Linked DNA regions of Mus musculus: all the other regions are linked to region 1. A link is a loop called in an ENCODE intact Hi-C map of the cell type or tissue named here. Cell type or tissue: left cerebral cortex. All regions are shown on one strand.

Evidence for each region. Peaks named below come from ENCODE experiments on the same cell type or tissue, not always from the same donor. Only the 100,000 strongest peaks of a DNase experiment are listed, where the experiment ranks them.
Region 2: it touches region 1 in a loop (5-fold over the local background); 40 of 42 quality-filtered maps call a loop at or near these places.
Region 3: it touches region 1 in a loop (4-fold over the local background); 19 of 42 quality-filtered maps call a loop at or near these places.

The regions. Positions count from the first base shown.
Region 1 is chr12:31,922,731-31,930,730 of GRCm38, forward strand. It overlaps Cog5 (component of oligomeric golgi complex 5), which reads left to right. Exons shown (of 23, transcript NM_001163126.1): 22 at 2,915-3,061. The coding sequence ends at 3,029. It overlaps Hbp1 (high mobility group box transcription factor 1), which reads right to left. Exons shown (of 11, transcript NM_153198.3): 9 at 7,952-8,000; 10 at 5,854-5,995; 11 at 3,725-4,777. The coding sequence ends at 4,760. Among named protein-coding and RNA genes, the nearest start is that of Hbp1, 24 kb to the right of the region's middle. In left cerebral cortex, a CTCF peak has its summit at 4,167 (motif pointing left); DNase peaks (open chromatin) are centred at 2,877, 3,224 and 4,156; H3K27ac peaks cover 216 bases.
Region 2 is chr12:31,505,081-31,513,080 of GRCm38, forward strand. Gm40362 (a long non-coding RNA gene) reads left to right here. Exons shown (of 2, transcript XR_872643.3): 2 at 7,424-7,889. Among named protein-coding and RNA genes, the nearest start is that of Gm40362, 9.5 kb to the left of the region's middle. In left cerebral cortex, CTCF peaks have their summits at 570 and 3,085 (motif pointing right); DNase peaks (open chromatin) are centred at 3,093 and 6,412.
Region 3 is chr12:31,371,620-31,379,619 of GRCm38, forward strand. No RefSeq gene overlaps it. Among named protein-coding and RNA genes, the nearest start is that of Dld, 24 kb to the left of the region's middle. In left cerebral cortex, CTCF peaks have their summits at 3,140 (motif pointing right) and 4,930; DNase peaks (open chromatin) are centred at 3,158, 4,942 and 5,727; H3K4me3 peaks cover 220 bases.

The DNA of each region.
Region 1 (8,000 bases):
ACAGTAGAGTGCTGCTGCTGAGACTGCCAAGGCGAGTTCTCTTCTGCCTGGCTAACAGTGAACTTGACATTAAAGGCAGAGCAATCACTGACCCAGGCCAGGGAGGAAGTTGGGGGCTGCAGCAGCTCAGCTACCAGATGCCCCCAACATGTGGGCTTGGGAGCAGAGGTGCCCACCTGGCTCAGACCATGCACTTACTGAAGACAAAATGTCAGTTTGGATACAAAAATTCCCGGGCTCTGCGGAAATGGTTGGATCTGCCTGTGTATCTTACAAACAAGATATAAATCTGCTTATCATGGTATTTGCAGGGGAGAGCAATGCATCATATTGTTGCCCTTTGAGGACACATAGGTTGAAACCATTTAGCCTTCACTAGTGCCTAATGGTATTTTTATCCATTGTTACAGAAAACACTTGGAACCGTATGAATCCTTGGCCCCCTAGCCATCTTGCCATTATCCAGAACTCATAGGCTAGGTCTTATTCTCCCAGCTTGTCTGTTTCTAAAATCTTAAATGCCTTAAAATTCACTTATAATTTTAGTACTAATCACAATGAAGTTTTTAATGCCTGACAAATTGTAAAACACCTATTTGGTGTGTCACCTAACAGTGTGACCTATGAACCCAGGCCAATCCTTTAGTATTAAACCCATTGCTTTTTCCTATGTCAGGGTAACTTCAGCAGTCTTGTGTGGTTACAAACCTCTTACATAATGCTTGCCTGACTTCCAAGAAAGCTAATGTTTTCCTGAAGCAAATGAAGTAATTTAATAAATGCTTACAAATCCTGCTCTTGATTTTATGTGGGAGGGCTGCTTAATCTGTTTTCTCACTGTCATTCTAATGGTGTTCTTGATGAATATCAAAAGAAAAATCTAACCAAACTTACTTCTAAACTTCCTTCAATGTGATGTATAATTTATATGCTTAGCTCTACAAATGCAGAGTGTTTTTTTTTTAAGTGCACTTTGTAAATAGAACAGTGTGTCCACTATGGAACATTAGTTTCTAAGATTTTCCACTTATTTCTTAAGACTGGAAAATGTACATGTGTGTGCACATGTGCATGCACACATACCCAACTGCTTCAAGATGGTTGAGCCCTTTTCAGCCTGGCTTTGAAGACATTTGTGGAGTTGGAGCAACTGCCTAAGCTGGTATGCCAATTGGCAAAGAAACAATTTTCAAATTTATTAAAAAATACAGAGAGAAGTAAGTCCTTAAGGGTTGGTTCTGCTACCTGACATTGGACCATCCCACAAAAGGATGCTAAGAGCACTGACTTCTGTCAGTAGCTAGGATTACTCATTATATGGGACTTGAGGCTACGCACATGACCAGTAACAGGATTATATCTAATTGGAGAAGTTGGCTTAGTAATGGCCTGTCCATACTCCCTCATATCCTGAACACAGCCTTCAGGAATTTCAAAATGCTCGGTACTCTGTAGTCAGGATTTTCATATCTGTGACTCCAGGGTAATTTTTTGCTACCTAGTGTTAGGGTTTTATGACAGAGGAAATTTTTAAAGCTGAGCCCTAAATGATAAAGAGCCGTCTAGGGAGAACACAAGAAAGGGCATTCGTCCCACAGATAAGAGTAAGTGTGCAGATGAACTCATTTCTTTAATTGTAAGATATGTGCATGGTCAAAACCAAACAGGTTCTCTGCCAACTCCTATCTGAGGGAGAAATATACTATTTCCATTTCTTCCCTGATTGGATGCTGGCCTTAGCTGCAGCAAGTGAAGTACAAAGTGGGTCTTTTTCATGCTACACTAGACTGCCCTGAAGCCCAAAGTGGCATAAAGGGCTGCATAGTTGTTTCCAACAAAGCTGGGTTGCCTGGGGACTTCCTCTTGCAAACAGTGAAGGGCAGGTGATGCTAGAGACCCAGCTAGCAGCTTTACAAACAAGACAGAAAGCATTTAAGGGAAACAAGGTGGTCGGCAGGGGGCCAGATGTGAAATAGGTGGGGTGAGTTTGAGGACCTTGTAACTGATCCCATGTAAATGGGAATGAGAGTTTGAAGGGAACCAGTTCCCTGGGCTCCATGATGGAAAGAGGAACAGAACGATGCCAAGCATTTGGTAGCTGACCAAACGACACCTAGAAGCAATGTTACTTAAAATGTCTAAAAGACAGATGGACACAAATAAAGAACACATCTGAACAACACTGGCTATTTCTAGTGTTTGGGAATAAACAGAATTGCTAAATGGGACGTGCAATGAGTATGTATGCAGAACAGTGGGGACTTTATAAAGAAGTACAAACTACAAACCACTCTTAGCTTTACTTGGCGAACATACACACGTCTTCTCATGGAGACCACTGTTGTAGCCTTGTAGCTTCCCTACAGCTCTGCTGTGGTGGTGGGAAGGAAATGACCTTAGGTATAAAGGAGCAAGCCAAGGGCCATGAATGCTGCTGCCATTTGCTGTCTCCTGTCCCTAGTACAAACCAAAGATTATCAAAGCAACGGCACAGCAACACATGGAAGTACTTAACTAAGTTCAGACTTTCCATCATAAAACCTACCAAAAACTAAAAACCCGAAAATGCTGTAGCTGTAGGCTGCCCTGTCTGTTTTACTATGTGCGCAAAGGGTCTGTCTGAGCATGTGTGTCCAAGGCTTTTTCTCCCCTAGCTGAGCTCTGGGGGAGACACAGCTATGTGCATTCTTTCACGTGCCTTCAGGACAAAGGAAAGGAGCACATACTGAGATGAAGACTGAAATCGGCCATACTGCACCACTCACCTGGCACAGCCACTGTAGCTCTAATGCACGTGTAAAGGCTGTTGACACTGGTCTGTGGCACTGTGCTGTTCCAGGAACAGACGGTCTTGTTTCCATATCGGTGCTATCAAAACTGTTGGACTTATGACAGTTTTCTTTTGCATTTACAGGGGAGCCCTGGAAGCTTATGTTCAGTCAGTGAGAAGCAGGGACGGTAAAGAATTTGCACCAGTTTATCCCATTATGGTTCAGCTGCTTCAAAAGGCTATGTCTGCTCTTCAGTGACTTGCAGTCTCCATGAACAGACCCGTCCAAAGGTGGCAACTACAACTAAAGATCATGGTTGATTTTCTGTCCTTCCTCTTTCTGTTACCTCCAGCACTTTTTCTTTAAATGTCAGAATAGCTCAAGCATCTCAGCCTTCACATAGCACCCACATGGCTTTTTCATAAAGCTACCTATGTTCCCCTTCTCAGACGATGGAGGAAGGCTATTTTACTTGCTGTCATAGTTGGCTCATTATTTTCACTGCTTATGAAGGGACAGTATCCTCCCAGCCTGCCACTTTCTTTAGTGTTAAGCACATAACGAACCAGTGAAAGAAGTCACATCGGCAGGGAGTTGAGGAGTATACACCTGACAGAGCCACTCTACCCCAAAGTGATGTGGGCATGTAGTCAAGCCCAGTAACTATGGCGGAGCCCAAGGCTGAGGCAGACACACTGCTAAATGCTCTTTACTGGATCTAACTACAGCTTTAAATGAAGTCAGGGTTTCTTTACAGTCATTTTACTAGAAACAGGCACTCAGGGCCTTATTTTTTAGTCTTTACTCCATTGTTAACATTCTTTAATTTTTAAAACCCCACCAGAAACCTACTTATAACACCAGAACTCAGTTTTATCAAGAATTTGTTTTCCATCTGCCAATCAGATTATACTGATAGGTATCATGAATTCAGTCAACCAGAAATCAAAGACAGACCTTTTTTTTCCTTTTATTTGAAATAATATACAAGAATATAGTGTGCAAAATTGAGGGGCAATATGTTTAACAAGTGTAAATCAATTTTACAGCTGTGATTACTAACCAAAACTCTCACTTGGTAAGTAACATGAGAAGCCATGATTGTAGCTCAGAGCAAGAGCAGCAGGACTGCTGAAGTACTTGCTCTGTCTCAGAAGCCGGAGGGAGTAAAGTGCAAGTGGTGCACTGCAGTAAGTGCAAAGTCTGCCCCACCAGAGACACACTGACAGCACAGATGAGGGTATGTGGCTGAGGAGACAGGAACGCGGTCAAACACAATGGTGTCGACTGGTAACAGCACCATTACAATGACTGTCCCAATGCTATTAACTGACTGCACCTTGGCCTGGCTTGGGCCCCACTGGGAATCATGGAGCTGTGCTGCCCCCTGGTGCATCCACTCAGCACATGCCCATGGTATCTGAAGCAGGTGGCTCTTTGAGCTGAGACAATGACACCGACACCATCCACCTGCCATGTTATGTTGTCTCTTGGCACTGGCCAGACTAGAAGCAACTGTGTTTGGCAGAGATGCTGGGCCATGTGGTGGCTATTCATGGAAAGGCCAGCGTCTGCTTCACTCCTGATATCGTGGGTACAATACAGATTAATAAGCAGTAAGGAGCTGATGTATAAACAGCAGTTACGTATTTTTAAATTCCCCTTCGTACAATTTAAAATAAAACGTATACACATCTTTCTACTGTACTTTAGCACCACAGGATATCAATTTTCAAGCCTATATTACCTGATAGATATATGAAGTTTGGAAGGAAAATAAGGCAATTTGGTTTACAATGTTGATAGTTATAGCTTAATGCTCTAATGGAGAAAGCAATCCTCACCCATTAAATCATTACAAAACTCAATGCTCCCAGCATTTTATGGTCACACAAATGTAGACAAATGGTGAGACCAAGGTCTTCCAAGCTTTTCCATCCAGAGTCAGTACTTATGCAGATGCAGACTTACAAACACAAGCATCAGGTTTAATGCTGTTGAGAGCCCTGTGGAAACAAAATAATTGGTTCTCAGTTTCCTAATGGCTCATAGCTTAAGTATCTGGAAAATTTAAACAAATGTGAGACCAGCATGCACAGAAAAGTGCTAATGTCCCAAATGAAGTTCCAGACATTAGAGAATTTGTAGGGAATGGCTGTGTGGTTCCATAGATATACTTTGCCTTTAAGCACAGAACCTTGGGTTCAAACCCCTGCACTAAATAAAAGGCGGCAAGACCAACACTTGAGTTTGTTCTGTGACTTGAATGTACACATACACAGAACCTGAGCTTGTATTGCATAGCTGTAATCCCTGAAAGGACCGCAAGGGTTGGAGGCGGAAGCATCAGAAGGTGAAGGTCATCCTTGGAGACAAAAGCAAGTTTGAGGCCAGCCTGGGCTACTTATGAAACCTCGACTCACACACATATACACCAAAAAACACAGAACAAATCTCTACACTACAGTTCATCTGGTGGCTGACCCTACTTTAAAATAAATCCCTGAGCCATTTAACCTACAAATTATATAGGATTGGCTAAACACCCTTAATAAGCCTTCTTTCTGATTACCGTTCCAATAATCTTCATTTTAAAAAAATAATACATAAGTTTATTCTAGTCTATCCTATGTATTTTGTGCTAAATAATCTAAAATGTAAACATAAAGGATGCTATTCAAGTAAAGAACAGTTATAAGAATGGCGTCTACCAGCCAAAGACAGCATTGTGAAACTTCTTTCTCATCCTTCCTGTGTCTCCTAGTTTCTGCCTATAGCAGAAGCCTGCAAGGATGTTACCAAAAACTAAAGATCTTCTACTGTAATGAGTTAATGATGTCCATCTTTTAACCAGACTACTAGTAGTATACTCTAAAACTTCCTCAGCACTTGGGGCATTCTTCAGCTAGCTTGAGAAAATCTGCTTGCTGTACTACTCAAGTGGTTCTTGATAGAAAAGGCAGACTCCAGTATTAGGTTTGAAGTATAATAATGGTGAGGGATCTTTAAGACTCTGCCTGCCATCATGGCACAAGAACACACAGAGCATCAGATCAGGACTTCTGTTACTACTAACACTTACTGAGTTGGTTCTTTTCCTTTTCCAACAGTCAGGATTTAAACGCTTTTGTTCTTCAGCCAAAGCCTTTGCTTCTAATGTGTACATCCTCCTTTCTTCGTTCTTCATTTTTTTCCACCTGTCACCAAGGATCACACTTATGGCTCTGCAAAGTAAATATTTACATAATGTAAAGTTTCATAAAATGTGTAGCAGCTGCTACTACTTTGGGGAGAAATGTAAAAAAAAAAAAAAAAAAAAAAAACAGAAGGGGAAAGATCAAGACTACCATGGTCATTTCAACGAAATCCTGGCATATGCATCCATTTATCAGTTGGTGGAATAATGATAGTATTTACAATTGTTCTAAAACATCCAAAATTGCCAGAAAACTGGCAATTTTCCAAAGGAAAGTTCAGTGTCAGCAGCGTGGGGCATTCAACTTGTATTAAAACTTATTTTGTGTGCAAAGCTATTGTGGTTATGATAATAAAAGCTTTACTCCCCCCATGCAGTGCAAGCCAAGTAAGAAAGACTATCTTTGCTTTAGAGTTTATGTCTAGTGATCTTTTTAAAAGTACATTTTAGGTCAGATTTGTACTTAACACAAGACACTGGAATAAATCCAAAAGGGTAAGAGGGAGTCAAAGTTGATAGGACACATTACTGTACAAACTTCAGACTATTTCCCTGTTTTCCTAGTCATTCAGATACCAAAACTATTAGCAGTGACACGGTAGCACACAAGAGCCTCCTGAGAAAGAAGACAGTGATGCTTCAGGGGCACAGGAGCCACAACTAAAATGTAGAGAAAGCGCTTTGTCTTGTGAAGTCCAACACATCAAACAATTGAATGTGCTATATTTTATTTAAAACCAACTTATACAGTTTCTGATTAAAGATAGCATAAAATAGCTGACATATCTGCCATCTAAACCACAGGAATAGACACATAGCAGTCTCAGTCCCCCAGAGTTAGAATGTTTCAAATGGGGTGCTGATGCATTCTTGATGTTTTCTCTTAGGTTAAACATGGCGGGCAGTGTGAGGTGCGCTATGATTCAGTCTAGACTCCTTCCTCGCTTAAGTTTCAACCTCATTAATGTATATGCCAACTGGCCTAATAGCTTTCTATATGTCTACATTCTGCCCCTAAGAAAAAACTTCCTTATTCATGGAATAAAGATCTACCTCTATAGAAGAAAAAAAAACCCAAACTGGTTTTTGATTTGGAAAAAGGTCCATTTGACTCATTTCCCGTTAATGTGTTACTCATATACAAACAATACAAAAATGCAATGGAAAGTGAGAGTTATGAGTTATATGGGAGTTATCTTTGATAAATAGATCCTAAAATAGAAAAACAAAAAAGTGGAAATGAGACAGCTACTCTTAAGAAAGACCTTTCCTCCAGAATTAAAGTAAACCCAGAGAGCTATTGGCATTCCAGTGTTTACAAAGTCTTTTTAATATAATACAAGAACACAAGTACCATTTCTAGATGTCAGAGGACACATTTAATAAGCAAGTACCAGACAGGTATGAAAAGAGAAACACATGCCCCATCTGTCAGGAAGTCTCTAAGATGACCTGGGGGGGGGGGGTAAGTCATTCTTAAAATGCTTTTACATTTTAGAAGTATGTTTTCTGCTAAACTATAATATATTCCTGACCAGAGACTACTCCAATGTGAATTAAAAAAATTACAGGGTCTCACTACTTAGCCCTAGCTACCCTCAATTCCAGTTCTAAAGAAATCACCAAATACTAGGACAAGGCTATTCTGTACAAACACATCAACTCTTAAAGATGCACTTGGAATGCAAAGCTTCTTTCTAAAATGTAGGTAGTATTAGAATTACTTCTTTGAGGAGCTGGAGAAATGGCTCAGCAGTTAAAAGCACTGACTGCTCTGCTCTTCCAGAGGACCCAGGTTCATATCCTGGCACCCACATAGCAGCTCATAGTACAATCTATATATTATAAAAACTATATATGTAAAGTCAACATAAGAAAATGGGAAGAAATCAACAAACGACACTGAAGGAGTTTATTTTGCAGGCACAGTTACTGTGAACTGCCCTGACAAGTCAAGAGTTGCAGTCATTACTATTTTATTTACCTGTTATCTTTCCCTGGATACATCTGAGTATATTCAACTCTGTATTTTT
Region 2 (8,000 bases), 420 kb before region 1:
TATAGTGCACCTGCTGCTATAGGAACGGTGCTGCTTATCTACCCATGAAAGTGTAGGGGGCGGTAAGTACCTGTGCCCTTAATCGTGATCATCTCAGTCTATTTGGTGTTATCACAAAATATGATAAGATTGGGTGAATTATAAACTTAAAGTTTCTTTCTCAAAGTTCTAAAGGATGAAAATCCCAAGGTTTAGTGTCTGGCTAGAGCTGATTTTTTGGTTCGTAAGTGGAGTCTGACAATTATCTTTACTCTTGTAAGAGGAAAGGTATCTTTCTGGTGTCTCTGTAATTTTATCGTAACCCAAGTATCTCCCCTTATCCCCACCTCCTAATACTGATATAACGCCAATTAGGTTTTGACATATGAATTTGGGGGAGACAGAAGCATTCAAACCACAGCAAATGTTATTCCTGAATAAAATGAATTGAGGCGACTGGTAGCATGTTTTGTTTTGGAGATAGGATCTTGCACAGGCAGGCTATCCCCCATCAGATCTGCTTTGTGGCCAAGGTTGACTTTGACCATGTGCCTCCACCTCTGAGGTGCTGAGACTATATGCATGCAGTACCACACACACCCACTGCACTGGGATTCTAGAATAGCATCCTTGTTTTATTCTGTACAATTTTGAGTGTTATGGGTTTATATTTTAGTTCGATTTGGGGGGTGTATTAGGGTTCTCTAGAGTCACAGAACTTATGGGCAGTCTCTATATAGTAAAGGAATTTATTGATGACTTAGTCTGCAGTCCAACTCCCAACAATGGTCAGTAGCAGCTGTGAATAGAAGTCCAAGGATCTAGCAGTTGCTCAGTCCCTCACGGCAAGCAGGCGAAGGAGGGAGGGAGGCATGGAGGGAGGGAGGAAGAGAGAGGGAGAGAGAGGAGGTGTAGCCAAGATTAAAGGTGTGTGCCACCACACCTTTAATCCCAGATGACTTTGAACTCAGGGATCTCCCAGTCTTAATCTTCTGGAATCCATAGCCACTATGCCTCAAGATCTCCATACCAAGATCCAGATCAGAAACTTCTATCTCCCAGCCTCCAGATTAGGGTCACAGGTGAGCCTTCCAATTCTGGATTGTAGTTCATTCCAGAGATAGTCAAGTTGACAACCAGAAATAGCCACTACAGGGGGGGTGGGTTTTTTTTTTTTTTTTTTTTTGAGACAGGGTTCTCTGTGTAGCCCTGGCTGTCCTGGAAACTCACTGTGTAGACCAGGCTGACCTCAAACTCAAGAGATCTGCATGCACCATGGTGCCCAGCATTCAAGTTGAACTTTTCATTCATATATTTGAATAAGATGAACTCATCACATGGACTTAATTGAGGGGAGTTTAAAAGAAATGTAAATTTTAAGCAGAGCTCTAGAATTAAGAACATATGTAGTGTAACTCTGTCTAATGGATTCTGCTCAGGTGGCTGCAAATTAACATTGAGACTAAGTGGTCATGCCTGGTGCTTTACAGCATCCTTCCCTCCGTGCCATTGGTCATACTTCTCTGTGAATCCCTAAATGATCATCTAGCTGCACTGCTATTATCATACCTTGTTTTTTTTTTTAAATCTGGTTTTATAGAAGAAAAAGGATTGGGAAACTTTTCTAGGTTAATGAAACTCAAGAGATTTAGAACTAAATGCAGTACTTGAAGCTTTAGTCTCTGGATGCCATAGGAGATGGGCATGAAAACATTGGAGACATTTTAAACACATATATGCTAGAAAATATCAGAAATGCATTATTTTCTCTCTCCTCTCTGTTTTTTGTTTGTTTGTTTTTGTTTTTGTTTTCCCGAGACAGGGTTTCTCTGTGTAGCCCTGGCTGTCTGTCCTGGAACTCACCCTGTAGACCAGGCTGGCCTCGAACTCAGAAATCCGCCTGCCTCTGCCTCCCAAATGCTGGGATTAAAGGCGTGCACCACCACTGCCCGGCAAATGCCGCCTTCTTCTTCTTCTTCTTCTTCTTCTTCTTCTTCTTCTTCTTCTTCTTCTTCTTCTTCTTCTTCTTCTTCTTCTTTTCTTCTTCTTCTTCATTTTTTAAGATTTATTTATTTGCTTTATGTATGTGAGTACACTGTAGCTGTCTAAGGACACACCAGAAGAGGGCATCGGATCCATTACAGATAGTTGTGAGCCACCACGTGGTTGCTGGGAATTGAACTCAGGACCTCTGGAAGAGCAGCCAGTGCTCTTAACCGCTGAGCCATCACTCCAGCCTGCATTCTTTTCTTAAGCAGTAATGGTGCATGAGTTGTTAGAGATGCATACTGATGAAGTCAGGATAGAATATAATGACACAGCAGCCACCTACAGCATCAGCAAGGTATAGGTAAGGCAGTCATAGCTGTGTGTTTATGGTGGCTGTACTGATGTGTAATCTTCATGTTAAAGACTGAACTTTTATGGCTTTCCCAAATCTGAATGTTGATATCTTCACACCCAGCTTTAAAAAGTTATTTATTATTACATGTGTGCATGAACCTCAGGTCATGTATGGAAGCTAGAGAACAATTTGTAGAGTAAGTCGGTTCTCTTTCCACTCTAATGTGGCTTCTAGGGATCAAACTCAGGTCTCCAGGGCTGAAAGGCAAGTAAGAACCTTTACCCACTAAGCCATCTTGCCATCCCCAACGTCCAGTTTTATGGTATTATAAGACTTCCAGTGGGTGATTAGCATTAGATTCAGGCACGTAGGTGGAGATAAACAAACTGCTTCCTTGGAAACCTGTTGGTGTTTGAGTCTCATCTCCAGGGCACTAAAGCACACCACCATCTGCTTGCCTCCCTTATACAGATACATAATGCTGGCTTCTTTAATTGCACAGGTGACTTGCTGCTGTAGAGCTGTGGGTACAGTGGTGAGAGTTTGGCTCTGCAGTGTCTCTCTGACTGATCTTGGAAACTTCCCAAACGTCTCCTTGTCTTAAGTCTCTTTGTCTTTCAAGTAGAGATGATCGTCTCGGTCTGCAGGGGACTTTAGGAAGTGAAATTGACCAGTGACTTTAACTAGCCATAGTCCCCATCATTTCCTTTCTCAGGTAAATAAAAAATTTCTAGACTCAAACCTGTTTAAGGAGATAATGTCCACTAGGTGGCACCAGCCCATGGGTAAATAAAATATCCCAAGATTCTGTAGTCAAAAAATTGGAAATTATAAGGAAACAAAACTGCAGTAGTACTAATTAATGTTCGTATCTACATATAAGTTTTCTGTACTCTCCCCCCAAACTAAGACGGTAAAGCATAAGACAGTAAAGTTTTGTTCTGATTTGTGACTCAAGGCCCCTGTGTGGATACAGTTATCCTTGGGCTTGTGTTTTGCAGAAACCTTCTTGGTTTTTGTTTTTTGGGTTTTGTTTGATGTTTATTTTGCTGATAAGGTATGATTTGGAAAAGTCCCCTCTTGAAAACCAGTGGTTTTTGTATAGCCGTTGTCTTTCCTGATTACTCCTTTACTCGGGATTTACTGACTGTTTGCTGTGTGTCTGACACTGTTGCAGGCCCTGTGATAGAACTCTGGCTAGGTACGATACTGCTCCAGATGCACGGACAGGTTGTGATGACAGAGTTAGCAGGCGGGCACCCAGGACAGTGACTGGGGAGACTTCATGAGTCAGACCCTCTGACTGTGCTGCTGCGGTCACAGTCAGAACCTTGCCAGCTTACTCAAATGCTGTTTTCTCATGCTCTCCACAATCCTCCTTCCAACACAGCATCTCAGAATTGCTGAAATGGTGACCCTCTCCCCCTTGGGAGAAAACAACTGCTTCTTGTGTTCCCAGCTTTCACCCTCTACCCACTATTAAGCTTTGCAGCCTCTAGAAACTTGCTTTCATTTATTTTTGGTTTGCCTTTGAGGAAGGATCTCTTTGTGTAGCCCCTAAGCTGACCTCAAACTCATGTTTCTCCTGCCCTCACCTGCCTTTTTTTGGGATTATAGTATCACATCTATTTTGTAACTTGCTTCCTAGTGGGGTAAAACTGACACTGTTCACACAACAATTTCGGACAGGTTCTATGCTCTGAAGTGCTTAGAGCAGGTCATGTAGGGTAAAGCACAGACCATGCTTAGAGTAGAGCACTGTGGCATAGAGCAGCCATGGCACAGGATGGCGAATGCATATGTATGCTCTGGGCAGAGAATGTCTTGTTGGGAAGATGCGACCTGGGAAATAAGAAATCCATAGTCTTTGCTTAAAAACTTCAAGAAGTTAGGTTAGAGGAAGAGCTAAGTGCAAAGGTGTTGAAGGACGTGGCTGCTGAAAGGACAGAGCGATGCTAGTGTGCCTAGAATCTTATGATTTCCTGAGGGCTGGCTGGGGAAATGACTTCCGGGAGGAGAGGTGCCCATGCACTAACAGATTTGGCTCAGAACAGAATGATGAACTTAACACAGGAAAGGAGTGGAACTTCTTGCACAAATAGAGGGGCTTCCTTGATGGGAGCTGAAACACCTACCTTACAGTTCCTTTCCTTAGTTTAAAGAATTTTTCTCTCCATTTTCTCATTCCATCTGATTATTTCTTCTCTTCTACTTTCCGCACCACCCTTTAGTTAAGCTTGTCTGCAGGGCTCGTGCAGAGTACTCTTATAGTTGTCTATGAAATATTTTCCTGTAGCAGTCTTATTCAGCCTAGAGCCCTAGACTGCACACTCTCCTCTCCATCTCCCAAATTCACATCTCCCCTGGCTTTTTAATTTAGCTGTTGTAATGGTTTCAATAGGTGTGGCCCCCATAGCCTCATGTGTTTGAATACTTGCTCCATAGGGAGTGGCACTATTTCGGGGATATGGCCTTGTTGAAGGAAGTATATCACTGTAGGGGCAGGCTTTGAGATCTCCTGTGCTCAAGCTATGCCCAATGTGGCTCACTGTCTCTTCCTGCTTCCTGTGGATCAAGATAGAGAACTCTCAGCTCCTTCTCCAGCACCATGTTAGCCTGGATGCTGCCATGCTTTCCACCATGATGACAATGGACTGAGCCTCTGAACTGTAAACCAGCCCCACCTAAATGTTTTCCTCTGAAAGAGTTGCCTTGGTCATGGTGTCTCTTCACAGCAATGGGAACCCTATCTAAGATAGCTGCTCTTTTGTTTTTGTTTTTGTTTGTTTAGTTTGGTTTTTCAAGACAGGGTTTCTCTGTGCAGCCCTGGTGGTCCTGGAACTCACTTTGTAGACCAGACTGATCTTGAATTTAGAGATCCTCCTGCCTCTGCATCCCAAATGCTGGAATCAAAGGCATGCACACACACACACACACACACACACACACACACACACACACCCCAGGTCTTTTAGTTGCTTACTTGACACTTTATTTGTATAAACACATCTTTAACTTAACACACCCAAAATGAGGATTTAAGGTTTTTGAGTCCCCTACCCTTCTGAAACAGACAAACTGAAGCACGGGGCTCTCTGGAGATAGTCATGGTACGTAAAGTGTCATGCTCAACGTTATTTGTGCTCTCTAAGATTTCTGGTTCTTCTCTTTCAGAACATTTGAAAGATTATATTTATGTGTGTCCTTTCCTTTAGTTCCAGAAATAGGAATGGAAACCCTGTGTTGCCCCTTCCCCTTCCTTCCAGATCTGCTTGCTTCCATGAATACCGATGTGGTCATGTGCTGAAATGTGGATATCTAAGATTAAAATAGCCTGGAGTGCTGGGGCAGGGCATGGAGGAGCCCTATCCCAGCAGTCAGTCAGTCTCTCTCCCTCTCCCTCTCCCTCTCCCTCTCCCTGTCCCTGTCCCTGTCCCTGTCCCTGTCCCTGTTCCTGTCCCTCTCCCTCTCCCTCTCCCTCTCCCTCTCCCTCTCCCTCTCCCTCTCCCTCTCCCTCTCCCTCTCCCTCTCCCCCTCCCCCTCCTCCTCCCCCTCTTCCTCCCCCTTCCCCTCCCTCTCCCTCTTCCTCCCCCTCCCCCTCCCTCTCCCCTCCCCCTCTCCCTCCCCCCCCTCCCTCTCCCTCTTCCTCCCCCTCCCCTTCCCTCTCCCTCTTCCTCCCCCTCCCTTCCCTCTCCCTCTTCCTCCCCCTCCCCTCCCCCTCCCCTCCCCCTCCCCTCCTCCTCCCTCTCCCTCTCCCTCTTCCTCCCTCTTTTTCTTCCTCTTCCTCTTCCTCTCCCTCCCCCTCCCCCTCCCCCTCTCCCTCTTCCTCTTCTTCCCCCTGCCCCCGTGTGTGCACATGTTTATTGTTGTAACCTAATCAAATCCATCCTAAGTGCTATGTGACTACATGGTTTTTTTTTTTTTTTTTTTTTTTTTTTTTTTTTTTTGACAAATGTCTTCCAGCCGTTATTTGTGACTAACTGGCATCCATATGTCTCCCTAAACAGAACTTCTAGAAGTGCAGTGTCCCACGCTATCCCTCTGCAGTGTTCTCAGTTTCAATAATTACCATGCATTTAGTTACTCAGTCAGATCCCAAAGCAAGGAGCAATTATCTTAATTCCACTTCTTCCTCAACACTAAGCCTGATCCGTGAGAGCTTCTAAATGTGTCTCTCATACATCCCGAACCTTTACAATCAGCTTCTTCCTGGTCCTGCCTTCAGACGCCCAGATAGCAAAGGAATTCTAGCCCCTACCCCCTTGCCATCTAGTTTCTACTGAGAACTAAAATGGTAGGTTCTCTTGTAGCCTTTGGAGAAAGTGCCCTGCACATAAAAATAAACCAACCTGCACTTCTCAGAAAACCCTTTTTAGAAATGTAAATCTGGCGGGGTTTGATGACCCCACCACTCCGAAGGATCTCGAGTTCAAGGCCAGCCTGGTCTATAGAGTGAATGCCAAGGCTACACCGAGAAACCCTGTTGCAAAAACAAACAAACAAACAAACAACCATAAACAGACAAACAAGCAGGATAGCTGATTATATTTTTTTCTGTTTAAAATGCTCCCTATAGCTGGGTGTGGTGGTGTTCAATTTTAATCCCAGCACTCAGGAGGCAGAGGCTGGTGGATCTCTGAGTTCAAGACCAGCCTAGTCTACAGAGTGAGTTCCAAGACAGCCAGGGCTACACAGAGAAACCCTGTCTTGAAAAGTATGCTTTTAGATGTTGTAGGCCATACTCTGGCAACCTTCTTGACTTCCTTGTCTCTTGCTACACTCGGGTTCGAGACAATACCCCCTGCAGCAAACTGCATTATGTCATGCCTTCAAAGTCCATGCTGGTGGTTCTGCTTAAAACCTGCCCGGGGCTGTGTGTGCTGATTCTCCCTGTTAGTCTCTCCTCTGATACTTTGTATCTCTGCCAAATATCTCCCATCTAAGGCACTTCCACAGTAACTAGTCTGACCTGCAGGGCCTTGGCTTCTGCAGCCACAGGTATAAATAGTTGAATTTTTTGCATTGCATGGTAGTATCATTGATAGCAATTAATTTATTATATTATCTCAAGGGGAATATTTTTGTTTTGTTTCTTTACAGTGCTGGAAATTGAACCCAGGGCCTTGTATATGCAAAGCATTGACTACTGAGCTAAGCCCCAGCCTGTCCAGGGAGGAAAGTGAATGTTTTCTACAGGAAGAAACACCATTTGCCATGATCTGATCAATATGTTGTTTACATATATTAAAATATACAGTACCTTGTAAACATGTACAATTATGTCAATTAAAAAGCCTTAATGTTTGAAAAAAGTTGTATATGTATTCAACCCACAGACTTATCAGTTTTCCTTAAAAATGCAGTGTAATTAATCTCACAACCTGTCCACTGTGTTGGGTACTGTCATTAATACAGAGACGATGTAAAGTCCAGGCTGCGGGGCGTGGCGGTGCACACCTGTAGTTCCTAGGCCGATCTCTGTGGATACGGAAGGATGATTGCTTTTCTTAGTATGTTTGCTTCTCTGTTAATCATTTCCCACATTAAAGTATAAATTTCATTAGAACGGAGAGTGTATCTGTTTTGTTTACGGTTCCGCAGATGCCCAGTCCATAGCCTCTGTGCCAGTTATAAAACAGGTACCAGGTAAAGGATTGCTGAATATGTGACTGAGGAG
Region 3 (8,000 bases), 550 kb before region 1:
GGCCTCTGAGGCACGGAGGCCTGGGGGAAACAGAAGTAAGAGACATGGGCATAATAATTTCCAGAATGGTAGACAAGAAGCACTATGGCCATTACGATCAGGCCTGCAGATGGAAAAATTCTTTCCGCAGTTCCTTTGCTTGTGTCTGTCTGTCTGTCTATCTAAATGATGCCCTTCTCAATAATAATAATAATAATAATAATAATAATAATAATAATAATAATGGTGGTGGTGATGATGTGATAATGATGATGGTGATAATGCAAATGCTTTCATTGAAGAGTATCAGAAAAATTAGAAAAAAACTTACAAATCATGTGTCTGGTTCAGAAAAAGTGCTTAAAAACAGAATCTCTCCTTCCATGCCTATCATATCTGTGGGTGCTTGTCAGACAGGTTAGTTGAAGTGTTTACCAAATGAATCCTAAGTCACTTGACTTGAGTCTCTCTTTGCAAGTGTTCTGTATTGAGTCTTCTACAAAGGATTAAGGAGGTGGCTGTGAAGAGTGAGGCCTTCGGGGCTTCTAAAGATGGGTGTGTTTACACTGTGACTCCGAGCCGCTGGTGGAATTCTGCAGACACTGGCCATGGCCCGCACAGTGACCCTGGTGCCGACACCATCAGCCCATCACTTCTGGTAATAAAGTAGGAGACTTCTGCTTTTATAAGATTAAGCTGCTATTTGAAGCTCTTGAGCCTGATAAGTGATTAATGCCAACATCATAGCCAGGGTTTCAGCTTCCAAGCACGGCCATTTTTTTTTTTTTTTTTTTTTTTTTTTTTTTGTGGAATTTGAAGCAACACAATTACACTGTTGGTCGGCTCAATCAATTGAAAGAGCCAATCTGACTACCCCCTCAGCAAAGCGGAGATAAGAGGAGCTGGGGAACTGAAGTGTGTCTCTCATGCCATTTCCTGCCAGCTTAAGAAGGATTGCCTCTTCACAGTCTTTGTCCTGGCAGAATTAAAGCTCTCCAAGTGGAAAAGGCACTTGAGGGTAAATACCTTGAAAATGTGTGTGATTTTCCCCATTCACTATGCTTCATCTGATGTTCCAGTGAAGTGGTTCTCCCTAGCCACCGAGACACTGCAAGGAAAAATGAAGTTAAATTGATCAAAACATTAGGGTCACATAAGTAAATAAATGGATGTTGAGACTGGAAGATCATTGTTATGCACAGGATTAATGGAACTAGAGATAATGTAGAAAAATGGAAGTCTCAGAAAAACTATAGGAGGCTGGAAGAGACGGCTCAGTGATTGAGAGTACTTGCTGCTCCTGCAAAGCATCCCATTTCCAGCACCAGCATGGCAGACAACGACTGTCTGTAACTCTAGTTCCAGAGGATCTGACATTCTGATCTCTGTGGACATGCCATGCGCTTGGTACCCATACATGGATGCATGCAAAATGCTCATACAAATGATGGTGGCGGTGATGATGGTGATGGTGATCATTTCTAAAGGAGAAAAGTTATTATGTTCTTGACATGACAGGGTTTAAAGAGGAACAAAGGAGCATGTTTGAAAGGTAACTAGATGTAACTGGATGTAACTGGATGTAACTAGATTAAATGGAGGCAATGTCAGAGCTATAACTACTGTAGAAACACCACTATTCTTGGGGCTATTAAGTGGGTTTTCTAATGTAGAACTTCTGAATGACCGGTCTTAATGAAAGTGGGGGTTTGGATTGCAGGTGACTGCCACGATGCCCAGACCTTTATGTGGGTGTTAAGACCCAAATTCAGTTCCTCATGCTTGCTCAGCAAGGACTTCACCAAGTGTTCCATTTCACCCAGTCCCTTTGATGTCTATGTCTCTGAAGGAATTTCCTTAGAATGTCTAACTAAATATATTCCTATTTAATTATTTTCTGTAAGTGCACTAGCCAATTATTTATTTTTTAATTTTTAAAGGTGTACTCATCATACTTTATATGAGTAGATGTCTTCCCTGCATGTGTATATATGTGCACCGTGCCTGTTAGACTCCCTGCAACTGGAGTTATGAATGGTTGTAAGCCACCCTATGGGTGCTGGGACTTAAACAAGAGCAATAAGTACTCTGAGCCTCTGAAATATCTCTCCAGCCCTGCCAATTCATTTTTTAGCTTATCTTTTTGCTTCGTTTTGTAGGTTGGTTGGTTTATTTATTTATTTAGAGATGGAGGCTTACTATGTAGCCATAGCTGGTCTGTTTACTACATAGAACAGGCTGGCCTCAGATCTGAGTAGTCTACTTGCCTCTGTCTTTCAAATGCTGGGATCACAGGTGTGAGCCAGCATGCCTTTTTTTTTTTTTTTTTTTTTTTTTTTTTTTTTTTTGTCCTTTGAGTTTGTCTTTTAAGAAGGCAATTATAACCTGCCCGGAAACAATGAAGTTCTAACCCACAGTAGTAAGTAACAGAGTAGCATGTAGTAGCCACGGTGTGTACAGTACTACACAGAATGTTGGGAAGAATTTGCAATTTTGTTGCTCTTTTTACTCTTTGGAGAGTAATTTAAAATATACTTCAAAGAGACAAACTAGCATAATGGTCCCCCTGCACCTCTTGTCCAGTGTCAACAATGACTACATTGTGGCCAGTATTTCTTCAACTTGTCACTTTTGGGTGAAATTCCAGTCATCAAACCCTTCGTCCATAAGTAGTTCAGGATACAACTACAAAGAGGAGAGTTTTGAACCAGACATTAAAAAAATGAATTTAATAAGGCATTGTGTAAATTTTAAGATTTGTTTTATAATAACATTACAATGTTCTTCAAATATACCAAGCAGTGTCTTCACAAGCCACAGAGGTGAGAGTGCCATCCAGTACTTAATGGCTGAAGAAAGCTTGGGATGTAAGAGAATCTTCTCCATTTGTGTTCTTTTAAAGAAGTGGAAAATACACAGAAACAGAAACATGAATACTTGCAGTGTGTAGCTGACTGCCATGAAAGGTGGAGAAAACCCTGTGAGGGACATCGGTAAGATGATCCACAGTAACCCCATGAAAATTTCCTAGGCTCTGTAATGCATCAAAATTCCAAAAAGAAAGTCACTTCAAGAGCCTGTGAAAGAAGACTGCCAGAAACGTCAAGGGCTCACAAACGCCCAGCGTCCTTTTTGTTTATATGGTTGTGATATAATATAACCAGCAGAGGGCAGCAGTGCAGCAGTAACAGCAGCATCTGTGTAACCCTGGCTCCGCCCAGTATCAATCCCGCCTTCATTCCTGACAGCTCACACCGGTCATCAGGCCTTTCTCCTCTGACCACTCCAAAGGTGAGTTTGGAAGCACAGAGGAGTAAAGGTGTCTCAAGGATACTGTTTCTCAAAGGATGTCTCATCCCACCCTCCAGTGGATTGTGGTTGAAAACTCAGTTAAAATGATAGGTTTTGCTGTCTCAGAAATGTTGATTACATGTTAAAATAATAACATTGTATTTAATTGGTTAAAAAAAAATCAATCTCTCTCTTGCACACATGCACACACACACACACACACATCTTGCTGTGTAGCCTTCTCATAATCCTCCTGCCTAAGCCTCCCAAACGCTGTGTAGTGATTACATGTGTGAAAACACACCCAAGACCCCGTTCCTTTTTTACTTTTTAAAAAAACACATGACTGTTAGAATATAATTTATATATGTTGCCTTTATCTGTCTGCACGTCAGTGGCTATCAATTTATCTGTATTGGACATCTCTGCTCTGAAAACTACGGATGAGGTAGGCTGACTTCTTGACAGGCTTCAAATTGGCAGTTCAGGAGACTAGGCCTAAATCTTTGTTACTACGAACTGGGCAAGTCTGGGCAAGTCCAGGCCCTGCCCCCTGGCCTGAGGCAAGGACAAAGGGTCAGCCGCAGTTTCCAGACTTCCTCAGCAACAGTTTCCAGTCCCCCACCCCCACCCCAGCAATGGGTTCTGGAATGTCTCTAGAGATAGAGCCAACGATTAAGATAGAGGTCACCTACCCCTCCCCAGAATTCCCCTAATATGCTTTAAGTCTGGACTGGAAGCTTACTGGGGCACCTCCATCATGGTAGATGGTAGACCCCAGCATGCAGATGTCTGCAGAATAAAACACTCTCTGCTTTTGCATACTATTTGAGTCTGGGGTATGATTCTTTGGTGAGTCATGGACCCTTACATGGGTAGGGCTTGATACTCAAGCGTGGCCACAGTCGTTAGTTCACAGACTTACATCACAGGAAGGAGGGGGGAGGAGAAGGAAGAGGAGGAGGAGGAGGGAGAGGAGAAGGAGGAGGAGGAGAAAGAGATGAAGACTTTAGATGCTCAAGTGGACACAGAGATAAGACATTGCACTGTTTTACTCCAAGTACATTAGAATAGATCAAATAAAAAGGAATTTAGAGCCAATCAAAATAAAGAAGCAGCTTCGGAATGACTCAGAGTCCTCAAGGAAGCCATGCTTGTGCTTGGCTCTACCCCTGCATGCTTCAGGTCTAACTAGCTAACATATATTGTTTTGCACACAAAAAAATTGGGGGGTGGGGGTGGGCGTGGAATCTCTATTAGCTGCAACAAAAAGACTTCTGACTAGTACACCTTGGCATTGATGGAGTGGCAAACAAATAGTTAAAAACAGAGGGAGCGAGGCTGGGAAACAAATAGTTAAAAACAGGAAGCGAGGCTGGGAAACAAATAGTTAAAAACAGAGGGAGCGAGGCTAGGAAAGAAATAGTTAAAAACAGAGGAAGCGAGGCTGGGAAAGAAATAGTTAAAAACAGAGGAAGCGAGGCTGGGAAACAAATAGTTAAAAACAGAGGCAGCAAGGCTGGGAAAAGGCTTAGCTGGTAAAGGGCTTGCCCGGCAGGCGTGGGGACCTCAGTTTCAATCTCCAGCATCCTTGTAAATAAACCTCACTACCGCAGCACACACCGTAATCCCAGCATAGGGAGGTAGAGGGAGCTCCCTGTCCCGCCAAAATAAGCAAAACAAACGAGTTGTAGGTTCAGCGAGAGATTCCCGTCCCTTCCTGAAGAAGACATTTGACACCAACCTCTGGCTTCCCTATACACCCCCCCACACACATGCGCCTGCATACACACATGCATAAATAAGGAAATTACTGTTCAAATGGATGAAAGCTAAGTGGCAAGGATACATTAACATGCTATTTGGTGATAAATAGATCAGCTAAGGTTTGCTCAAAGAAAGAAGCGGGCATCCTGTGGTTGTTTGATTGTCTTGGGTAGCCCTGGAATGTTCGCTCTGCCTGTTTCTCTGGCTTGGGATCAACAAGAAAGAGTATTTCCTTATCTCTTTCCCTCAAGAGGATTGCTTTTCAGAGTTTCTCTTATCTTAAAAGGATGAATTCTTGAAGTACCTAAATCAGAGTGTTGAGTGTTTGAACTATATTAACATCTATGAAATCGGAGAAGAGACTGTGCGACCATTCGACCATTCGACCACGCAAGGTAAAGGTCAGTGCTTGAGGCACTAGGGAGTAAATAAGAGAAAACTGAGCATGTTCTCAGCTTCCTGGCTCGGGATCCTTAGACTTAGGAAAGACTAGAAGAGTCGACACAGTGGGGGCAGGTGTCTGGGTTGAGGCTCACAAGCCGTTTGTGTATTCTCTTAGTGGATGAGGGTACTCCCAAAGCGTCTCTTGTCACTTCTTTGTCCTACCCACAATATGACTTCATGAAACCCTCGGGCTCTGGAGCTCACCAGGCAAGAGTCTCCACCTCATCTGCTGTGGATGCACTTCCTGATCTCCCAGAATGCTCAGCCACTGCTCCACTCAAAGCAGCTCCTCCCACAACAGTGGCGTGTTTGGATGCAGGGCCACGAAGCCAGTCTCCTTTGTAGCGAAGCACCCGAAGCGCATTGCTTTGTGGGTATCTGTGTGCGGGAGAATAAGCACGCCACACGGGCAGAGCTCTTTTTCCTCCTCCGTGTACCCATTGCATTCATCTTCCTCCTCCGTTTTCTATTGATAGCCAGTTCTTCTCAAGTTTCTTCAAGCTCAGTGATGGGAATAGTTACCCTTGTCCCTGGTGTACCTTAACCACTGCCCTTATTTCCCACAACTCTTCTCCAAGCCAGCCAGTCCTATGTGTTTTGCCTCCTTGAAACCTGCCCTCTTTCTCAGATGACCACTGGTTTCATACATAAAGCCCTGTCCCCTGAGCTACCTACTGTCTTTTGTTTCCTAATTCTGCCTTCTGAGTGTCAGTCCGCTTTAGTGGGCTTGTCTAATCCTTGTTATGCTGGTTGGGCGGGTTTTTTTTTTGTTGTTGTTTTTTTGTTTTTTGTTTTTTGTTTTTTGTTTTTCTGTCAACTTGACTCAAGGGTCCTATGGGAAGAGGGAACTTGGACTGAGAAAATGTATCCATCAGATTGGCCTGTAGGCAAGTCTGTGGGCATTTTCTTGGTAGGTGATTGATGTGGAAAGATCCAGCCCACTATGGGCAGTGCCATCTCTGGGTAGGTGGTCCTGGGGTGTATAAGAGAGAAGGCTGAGAAGTCACAAGAAGCAAGCCAGTGTGTGGCTTCCTTCACAGTCTTTGCTGCTTGAGTTCTTGCCTCCAGGTTCCTGCCTTGAGTTCTTGCCCTGATTTTCCTGTGGACTGTGACCTGGGAGTTGTAAGATAAGTCCTTTTCTTCCCTCTAGTTGCTCTTTGTCATGCTGTTTATTAAAGCAATAGAATGCAAACTAGAACACTAGTCCTCTGCCCGAGTCAATGAACTTAGTTATAAAGAGAGATTCTAGCTCACTAACAATCACAAAAATGGATGAGATATCGTTCATGTACCATATAAGATTATCAAAGATCCAAAAGACACAGAACCATGGAAAACATGTTACTCTGTTCTCACTCAATATTGGCATAATCAAACTGCTCTGGCTTTTTTTTTTTCTTAAAGATTTATTTATTTATATGAGTACACTGTAGCTGTTTTCAGACACATCAGAAGAGGGCATTTATTGGATCCCATTAGAGATGGTTGTGAGCCACCATGTGGTTTCTGGGATTTGAACTCAGGACCTCTGAAAGAGCATCAGTGAGCCATCTTTCCAGCCCCTGTTCTGACCTCTTTAACGAACAGATTGACATCAGCGTCTTCACCACCATGTAAATTACCCAGCAACTAGATGTTTCCTCATCTATACTAGCAAGATACTTTCTCTGCTGTGAAAAATTATAAAGATACAATGTCTCACTGAAGTTGCAAAGGCAGACTAAGTGTCTTCAAGTTATGACAAAATACATTATGCAAACATTATATCTATCATGTTGAAAAATGGAAAATAAGTCAAGGCACAGAACATCACGCATGCAAACAGTTCACTGGCATGTCACTATATCAGCCAGTAAATACACAAACATTTATAAAGGTTATTTACAAAAACATTCTTTTAAAATGTCATTTAGAAAAAAAATTTTTGACACAATGATGTAAAAAAATATTAGAATAGTCATAAACATGAAAAACAGTTCTTAGGTATGCGGGGCTAAGTCATTGAAATCAAATAGGACCAAAATAACCAAAGCTTTGAGATTACTATGAAGGAAAAATACCGTAAGCATCATCAAGAGGCAAATGAAAACCAGGAAAAATATTTACTAGTATATGTGAGAGAGGCTTGCTGTTACTATTCAAAGGGCACTTAGAAAAGAGTTAAAGAGAAACAAGCCCGAGTTGGTGGGTGGGCAGTAAAGTAGACAGTTCACATAGGACAAACTATGTAAATTATACTTAAATATAATATTAAACACGTTAAGATATTAATAAACAAGTATTAATGTATTATATAATAATTATAGTATACAAAAAAATATATATAATTTTATAAAATTATATATGTGTGGGTATATATATATATATATGTATATATATATAGTCAGAAATACACAAACCCCCTACCAAGCCCCACAAAATATACCACAGATTCAAGTGGGTGCATTGAGACTTATTTAACCCCCAGAACCAGCCTGTTGCTTTTTGTGATATATGTGTTACTTATATAAGTACTATTT